2 separate regions of the Homo sapiens genome follow, and region 1 is linked to region 2. Evidence: read pairs that join two places in POLR2A ChIA-PET (ENCODE). Cell type or tissue: A673. All regions are shown on one strand. Links, peaks and the distances in the headings refer to the core of each region. The heading gives the core; the rest is flanking DNA. Region 1 overlaps TJP2 (tight junction protein 2). Region 2 overlaps TJP2 (tight junction protein 2).

Region 1 (4,393 bases), core at 281-4,280, 68 kb before region 2:
TTTCGTAGGAACAGGAAGCCTTGAGGTAGAAAACAAGTATCCCTGCTTTGACCTAGAGAGATGCATGCTCATGGCAGGCGAATGAATCAAGGAGAAGAGAAAATACTGTTTCAGTAGACTCTCTAGTGATGTGTGTGTTCACACCATTTATGAGAAATCCTAAGCTTTCAATTAGTAACTTGTACTTTAGTCATTTAAAATCAGCACAGATGTTTGTTTAGTGCCTCTGCCAGATGGTTAAAGTTAAATCAGGTTTTTTAACCTGAAAAACGTAATGTAGCTTTCCTTAACCATTTACACACCATTGTATATTGCAGACCATAGTCAGATACATTTTGTTATAATGAATGTTTATTTTACCTTTTAGCTCAATTAGAATATCAGTGGTTATGGTTTCTATTTTGTTTTCCTACAGTTACTGTATGGGGGTGCAGTAACAGCGGTGGTGGTGAAAGTAAGTTACTTTTTTCTTTTTCTTTCTTTTTTTTTTTTTTTGAGACGGAGTCTCCCTCTGTCGCCCAGGCTGGAATGCAGTGGTGCGATCTCGGCTCACTGCAAGCTCCACCTCCCGGGTTCACGCCATTCAGCCTCCCCAGTAGCTGGGACTACAGGCGCCCGCCACCACGCCCGGCTAATTTTTTGTATTTTTAGTAGAGACGGGGTTTCACCATGTTAGCCAGGATGGTCTTGATCTCCTGACCTCGTGATCCACCCGCCTCGGCCTCCCAAAGTGCTGGGATTAGAGGTGTGAGCCACCGCGCCCGGCTGAAAGTGAATCTCTTAATGGATCTTCCATGAATCAAATATTTGTGTTTTAGTAAGTTAGGCTGACCAAAAGATTTCGAATCATACCTTTAATCATGGCAAGGATCTTATGTCACATTCTTGAGTACACATGTTCACTAAATTTTACCTATATGTGTATGTGAACATGGACTTCAGAATTAATTAGTGTGGTAATTATTATTTCTATTGTAGACTTTAATCAGCCATATTAAATATATGCATTATGTTCACAGAGAAAACATGGTATCATCTTTGGAAACTTTACAGTATGCTCTATATTATAGATACCCTATATAACTATGGTACTAAACACACGAGTTAGTGACAAGTCAGGCATTTGGAGGGAATGTTTGTAACCCATTGTGGGAGAGAGTTATTAGAATAGTTATTCTTACTGGTAGGTAACAGTTATGGCTGTAATGAATAGAATGTGACTAAAATCCAGTTATGCCTTTGCCATCGTATTAAAAGCTTTGGTGGAGACGTGAGAACATTGCAGATACTTTGGATTTTGTCACTTGAGTTGAAGGTAAACAGAGAAAACAGTACTTTCTAGTCATCAGTAGGAATTAACTCTTCCAGGACATGTAGCTTCAAGGACCTTCTAGGTTCTTCTGAGGGGGAAATAATGTTCCACTTGGGGCCATTTTTTTCCATTTGTTGAGAGTCATTTGTTTTCAGAGTATTAAAGGAAGTGTTCCGAGTTCTAGGTTGTGTTTCTTTGATGCCTACTAAAGCTGAGCACACCTGAGACCCTGGGTGGAGCTCTACAATGGGAATAGGAGTAAGTAATGTAGGCTTCGAGAGACAATCATTCTGCTCTCAGTCCTTGGAAGACTGTTCCTAGGTATATATGGCAAAGCAGATGAAATTATTTGAGGGAATTAATTAGCAAAACTAAACATTTCTGTTTTTGAAAGGAATGAATCATTTGGAAGGAACTTCCTGGTGAGCTCAGTTTTAGCAGCCTGGTTTCTGCGTTACCCTTCTGCAGTCTGGCTGAATCAATTGTGTTCTTGCCTGTGATTGGTGAGGATGCACATGCTAGTATTTATTCTAGCCCTTATCACTTCCCATCAGCCCTGAGCCCCTCCCTGGTCTGAGTCATCTTGGTAACCCCAGAAGCTAACAGAGCACCAACACATCCACTAAACGTTGGACTGACTTGATTTGGGGCAGGCTTGTTGTATAAGCTAGTAGGAATAAGAGACTAATTGAGAAATTAGGACAGTGGATTCCTGACATTTATATAGTGAGTAGATGATCGTTTGTTAGAATTGCGAATTTCATCCAGAGAATTTTGTCCAAAAAAAATTATAGAATTTCATCTAGACCATTTTTGTAATGGCATGGAAGCAGCATTAGCTGCACCACTGATTAGCTGGGTGGCTTTTGCTGTCTTGTGACTCTAGTTTGCAATTTCTTTTTTTTTTTTTTTTTTTTTTTTTTGAGGTGGAGTCTAGCCCTATCGCTGAGGCTGGAGTGCAATGGCCCGATCTCAGCTCACTGCAACGTCTGCCTCCTAGGTTCAAGCGATTCTCCTGCCTCAGCCTCCCAAGTAGCTGGGATTACAGGCACACGCCACCACACCCTGCTAATTTTTTGTATCTTTGGTAGAGACGGGGCTTCACCATGTTGGCCAGGCTGGTCTCGAACTCCTGAGCTCGTGATCCGCCTGCCTTGGCCTCCCGAAGTGCTGGGATTATAGGCATGAGCCACCTCGCCTGGCCTAGTTCTCAGTTTCTTTATCAGAAAATGAGTAGTTACAGTTGATCATCTCAAAGTCTTTTGTGCTTAAGATTCTGAAGGTTTTGAAGTTTGAGTATAAAGCCTAGAGAACATTCTAAATTATTTCCATTGGTTCTTCTCATCTTAAAATGTTTTTGTGCTCCTTAAACTACGTTTGTGTTTGCTTGCTTGCTTTCTTTTTTTTTTAGAGATCCAGTGGATTATCTCTGAAAAGCATTTTTTAAAAAGACAGAGTCCAAGAGTGGCTGGTAGTTGTTTTGCTCATAAAGTGATGGAAAGATCTATTATTCAGTTGCAGCTTAAATTATGTACCAGCACCACGTGTGCTGGATTCTCTTCCTTACTTTGCAGCTTAAGCCAGCAACTGCAACCATCTTGCAGAGCTTCTTGAGAATCCTTCTTCCTCTTCCTCTTCCTCTCCACCCCCATGGACTTCTCCCCGGGCCTCATTGCCTGTGACATACGCTTGGAAGGAGGGGCAGGCCTGCAGCTGGGAGCCCTTTCTGATTTGTTCTTCACAAATGTGTTGAAGATGAGCCTACTGGTCACTGCTGCAAAAAACCACATTGTTCACTGGTGTAAAATCACTGCTGTCATCTGAGTTTCAGCATAACTTCAGGCATGTTGGAGTTTTTCAACGTCACCTCAGGCAGAGCACTTTGCCTTCCTTGGGCTGGTCTGTTTAGTGTCTGGGTGAGTTTTAAGAGAGGAGAGACATTGTGGCATCTTAGACACTCACTGAAATTTTCCAGAAATGGAGCTGGAAACATTTGTGCGTTTCCTTCTGGTGTTATTGTTAAAGCCTAAAAACAAGGGCAAGTGGCAACACATTGAAATGAAGAAGCCCCAAGTTTGCAACACATTGAAAGGAAGAGGCCCCAAGTTCGTTTTGAGCCTAAATTGAATTTTAATCAAAGGTCTGAGAGAAATATTTAGTCTACTTATACTATTTAAGTGCACAGTTTGGCAGATGACTTTGGGCAGTGAAGGATCTGGAAGAGGCAGGAAAGGTAGACTCAATCTGCCAGACTTAGAGCTAAAAAAATTTGCCTGGTATGTTTCCATGAAGAAAATTTTCCTGTAGAAGCAGTGGCACGACCTCTGTTACAAGTCTGCTTATTGATAATGAAGCTTTTTCTGTGTTATCAATTTCGTTGAATTTATATGTATGTATATACATATACACACACACAAATCTCAAGTAGAGAGCTTGATGAATTTCTTTTTTTTTTTTTTTTTGAGATGGAGTTTCACTCTTGTTGCCCAGGCTGAAGTGCAGTGGTGCCATCTCGGCTCACCACAACCTGTGCCCTCCAGGTTCAAGCAATTCTCCGGCCTCAGCCTCCCGAGTAGTTGGGACTACAGGTGCGCACCACCATGCCCGGCTAATTTTGTATTTTTTTTTTTTTTAGTAGAGACAAGGTTTCTTCATGTTGGTCAGGCTGATCTCGAACTCCTGATCTCGGGTGATCCACCTGCCTCAGCCTCCCAAAGTGCTGGAATTACAGGCGTGAGCCATTGTGCCTGGCCAGGGAATTTTATTTATTGTGGTAAAGTACACATAACATTAAGTGTACCATTTTAACCATTTTAAAGTATAAAATTCAATGGCATTTAATACACTCACAGTATTTTGTAAACACCATCACTCTCTAGTTCCAGAGGTAGGTGAATTTTTACATGAATGTATTCACCTGCATGATTACCACCTAGATTAAAAACTAGAATTTTCCATCACTCTGGAAGGTTCTCTCTTGCCACTTTTCCAATGATTACCACACCTACCTAAAAGAGAACTTCTCTTCTGACTTCTCTCACCGTGGAACACTTTTGCTTGAACTTGGGAGAGGACCCATAT
Region 2 (4,361 bases), core at 1-4,000:
AATCAAGTTTGAAATTTCGTAAATTCTCTGACCAAGTAATAAAAATGAAGGGACTTTTAAAAGAAGAGCAGAATGTGACATGTGCAGCCCTACATTCACTTCCCTTTCACTTTTAATGTAGTAACTAGTGTTATATTCCAAGTACACTAATCAGAGCTTACAAGATCTCATGCTGAGCTCCACAGCTTACTAAGGACGTGGGAAACTTAGAGTGCAGATGAGAGGTGAGGTTGAGCAACTTGGAGAATACGGCTAAACATTAATAAAAAGAAAAGCTAATGGAGTTAGAATTACTTAGAAAATAAGGTTGGTTGAGAATGTGCCATCGTTCTGGGAGTTTGAATGGGTGATATGAGAACGTTAGGGAATTTGTCTAGGCCTCTAGAATTGGATCGCTTCTCCCTCGGGGAGATAGCTCACACACAGCTGTGCTGCAGGGAGGAGAGAGGGAGATTCTATTACCTGTGGCCGCTTTTATTTTAGAAGCTTTTGGTGTTAGTATCCTGTTCACCAGCTGAACTGAGGTAGTTTTGTGAGACTTGACAGTGACTATTTTGTTGCAGAATTGACTAAGTTTTGCTCTTTGAGAACTAGATGTGTAGTCAAAGTATCTGGCATCTATGGAGTGCTTCCAGTTTGGAAGGGGGATGCAAGCTTCCCTGGGGAGGACAGGTTGAACAGGACATAGCTTCTGCCTTTGAGGGTCTGAGAATCTTGTAGAGGCATGGATGTGAGTGTAGCACAAGGCAGCGTGCAATGTGTTGATATTACTAGGAGAGTGGTACCAGGAGAACAGGCTGCAGAGGAGCTGGATTCAGAAGAAAAGCAAGACAGACTGAGAAAGTGTGGCTTAGCCGCGGTATGGAGGATGGATGGTAGCACAGATAGGCTGCAGGGCCCCTAATTTGAGTTCCTGCACAAAAACGACCATAATATCAACATTGTACCAAAGCCAAGTGATCTCAGGGAGAAAAATAAAAGATGCCTTCCCTGGCGAGCACATCAAGGTTTCAGTCGCTTGGCTGTGTCCTTGGGAATTTTCTTGAGTCCCCACTCCCAGGAGCCACATCAGACCCCACTGACCGTCCAACACAAATTCCTCTAGATGGAAGGGATGGATGATGACCCCGAAGACCGCATGTCCTACTTAACCGCCATGGGCGCGGACTATCTGAGTTGCGACAGCCGCCTCATCAGTGACTTTGAAGACACGGACGGTGAAGGAGGCGCCTACACTGACAATGAGCTGGATGAGCCAGCCGAGGAGCCGCTGGTGTCGTCCATCACCCGCTCCTCGGAGCCGGTGCAGCACGAGGAGGTGAGGCGAGGCAGGCCACGGGCAGGAACAGGAGAGCCTGGTGTTTTCCTTGCACTCTCGTGGACAGCTGTGTGTTCAGGGTGCTGTGGAAGGCATTCCTAAGGGTTGGAGCAGATGACTTCCAGGGAGTCTCTCGCTTTGAGTCCACGCTGGCATGGTTGCAGTCTGTGGGAAAGTGGGGCAGGCAGGTGGACTTCAGAAGAGCTTGAGGGGTCAGCACTCCGCACACCCATGCCCTCAGGTGCGATGGATAAACAGAATGGCTTTAGGTGCCGTCTGTCCAAATTACCAGCGGAACCTTCCTTCCCATGCAGTATTGTTGTATGTACTTGTAACCTTTGATTAGGTTTCTCTCTGTACTCTTAGATGTCCTTGCTTTTCTTCCCCATCCTGCCTTTAACCTTTCTAATCTTGCCAAAGCTCTTGAGTGTTTCCCCATCAGTTTCCTTCTCTCTTATATTTCAGTTTTTTAATTGAGTTCATGATCAAACCTTCATCTGATCACATCACATGTACTGTGCATCCACTGTGATTAGATAGCTTATGGGATCCTTGAAATCACATTGACAGGCACTGTAAAGTCACAGCCAAGTTAGCAATTATTAGTTGCACCTCAGAGAATGTTGGAATAATGATCTTTGAAGATGGGATTGTTCATATATTTGGATAATTATTGCTGTGGATTTCTCTCTAGCATTTTAGCTCATTCCAGTAAATGATTTTTTTCTTTATGAAATAGAACTACCAAAAAAAAAAAAAAAAAAAAGTTCAACAACAACAAACTGAAGGGGGAGAAAAATACACCATTACCACAGCAACAAATTAGTTTATGCTAGACAACTTGTAAAGAATAAATTAACTTCCAAATGCCTATAGACATGGATATTAGTGACACAAGAGATTTTAGACTTTTGGAGGGTTCTTAAAAAATTGTGCTTTAAAGGAAGAGACTCTACATTGGATGCAGCCAGTTTTTAAAAATGTGTCTGAAGCATTTGGTGATGGTTTCTGCCTGTTCAGTAAAGAAGCACCGGCTCAGAACCTCAACTTCTGGACTTACTCAAGTTTGCAGAACTCCTCCAAAGCAGTCGAGTGCTCTGTTCTCTCTGCTTGGATGTTCTTGTTGTGAATGAACCTTTATGTCTTGTAGAGCATAAGGAAACCCAGCCCAGAGCCACGAGCTCAGATGAGGAGGGCTGCTAGCAGCGATCAACTTAGGGACAATAGCCCGCCCCCAGCATTCAAGCCAGAGCCGCCCAAGGTACGTGGCTGGGAAGCCCAGGATGGGAAGGAAGAGGAAGCAGATGCCTCTGAAGCCTCCTGGACGGCCAGGGAGGAGCATGCACACTGAGATGGTGTTTAATTACGGTTCTGACTCACTGTGTTCTCTATTAGAGCCTATCTTTTGGCCTGTTGGGTGAACTCCCAAATTAGGGAAGGGCAAAAAGGAAGGAAAGGCAATATTAGGAGAGCATATGATTTTAGGACTGTTAGTGTTTATTTAATTTACTCTTCTTGTTAAAAAAAGATTGTAAAGAAAAAGATTGAAAAATACTGTACTGTATACCCAGAATCACCAATCGCAGAACGTGTTTTTCTTTTGCTGTCCAGCTAAAGTTTTCTGCCCAGTCTGATTTAGATGCACCAGATAATTCTTACTGGTGATGTGCTAAAGAGAATAATCATCACCACTGCTTACAATGCCTCTCATTAAGAGAGCTGCTTATTTGTTTAATAAATCATTATCCAGAGCAGAATCAATATAAAGACACAAGGGCTTATATCAAAAGATTATTTACCTTTAGTCAGAATCAGAGCTGTGACTCTATGTTTTTCCTTATACCAGAATAAAACCTATTTAACTCAATAATTTATTATTTATTATTACTATTTTTTGAGACAGAGTCTCACTCTGTTGCCCAGGCTGGAGTGCAGTGGTGCAATCTCGGCTCACTGCAACCTCCACCTCCTGGGTTCAAGTGATTCTCCTGCCTCAGCCTCCCGAGTAGCTGGGACTTAGAGGTGTGCACCACTATATTCAGCTAATTTTTGTATTTTTAGTAGAGATGGGGTTTCGACATGTTGGCCAGGCTGGTCTCGAACTCCTGGCCTCAGGTGATCCACCCACTTCGGCCTCCCACAGTGCTGGGATTACAGGCGTGAGCCACTGCGCCCAGCCTAACTCAATAATTTAGATGAGAAGAAAGCCATAATTGATTGTGTGAGCCATCAGAAGTAGTAAATGTGATAGGTACTAAGTAATAATAAGTGACCTCATAAAATACATCAGCGAAAATTTGCAAGCCGGGCAAGACTGGAAGTGTGAAGGAAAAGTGGCTGTTAGCGTGAAGCAGTGCTCTCCTCGCTCCCCACCCCAGTCTCATTCCTCAGCTGGACATGGGTCTCACCTGGGCCGGCTCATGTACCCTCAGTGCAGCAGTGACCTCAGAAGCCCACTCTTCGAGTCCCAAAGCCTGAATTGTTCTGAGATCTTCTCCAAGATGCTGATCTCCTCTAGAACAAAATTATTCCAGGTCTGATCTTACCTCCAGCAATCACAGCCCTCCCAGCACTTTCCCTATTCCTTTTTGGCTTCCTGACATTCCTAATAGACTAGTATAGGAAGGGAGGTAGGGCTCAGGAAGCCTGGCCAGTGGCTGTTTGCCCTGCTGTATTACATTCCTTGTCAGAATGGTATTTGTGGACCACCTTTGGAAACTGATCAGGAAATGGAGTGTATTAAATCACTAATATAGATTTGAAAATAAACTTAAAAGCCCAGGGTGAAAACGTGTCATTGCTCTCCGCAGGCCAAAACCCAGAACAAAGAAGAATCCTATGACTTCTCCAAATCCTATGAATATAAGTCAAACCCCTCTGCCGTTGCTGGTAATGAAACTCCTGGGGCATCTACCAAAGGTTATCCTCCTCCTGTTGCAGCAAAACCTACCTTTGGGCGGTCTATACTGAAGCCCTCCACTCCCATCCCTCCTCAAGAGGGTGAGGAGGTGGGAGAGAGCAGTGAGGAGCAAGATAATGCTCC

What was found. Peaks named below come from ENCODE experiments on the same cell type or tissue, not always from the same donor. Only the 100,000 strongest peaks of a DNase experiment are listed, where the experiment ranks them.
Region 1: POLR2A ChIA-PET joins it to region 2 with 6 read pairs; 3 of 35 experiments call an interaction of 5 or more read pairs at or near these places.

Annotation. Positions count from the first base shown.
Region 1 is chr9:69,179,032-69,183,424 of GRCh38, forward strand. The region is part of intron 1 of TJP2 (tight junction protein 2); the gene reads left to right. Among named protein-coding and RNA genes, the nearest start is that of TJP2, 7.0 kb to the left of the region's middle. In A673, for the core only: no CTCF peak of the experiment used is centred there; a DNase peak (open chromatin) is centred at 1,840.
Region 2 is chr9:69,246,907-69,251,267 of GRCh38, forward strand. It overlaps TJP2 (tight junction protein 2), which reads left to right. Exons shown (of 23, transcript NM_004817.4): 19 at 1,106-1,318; 20 at 2,469-2,579; 21 at 4,129-4,361. Among named protein-coding and RNA genes, the nearest start is that of BANCR, 58 kb to the right of the region's middle. In A673, for the core only: no CTCF peak of the experiment used is centred there; no DNase peak of the experiment used is centred there.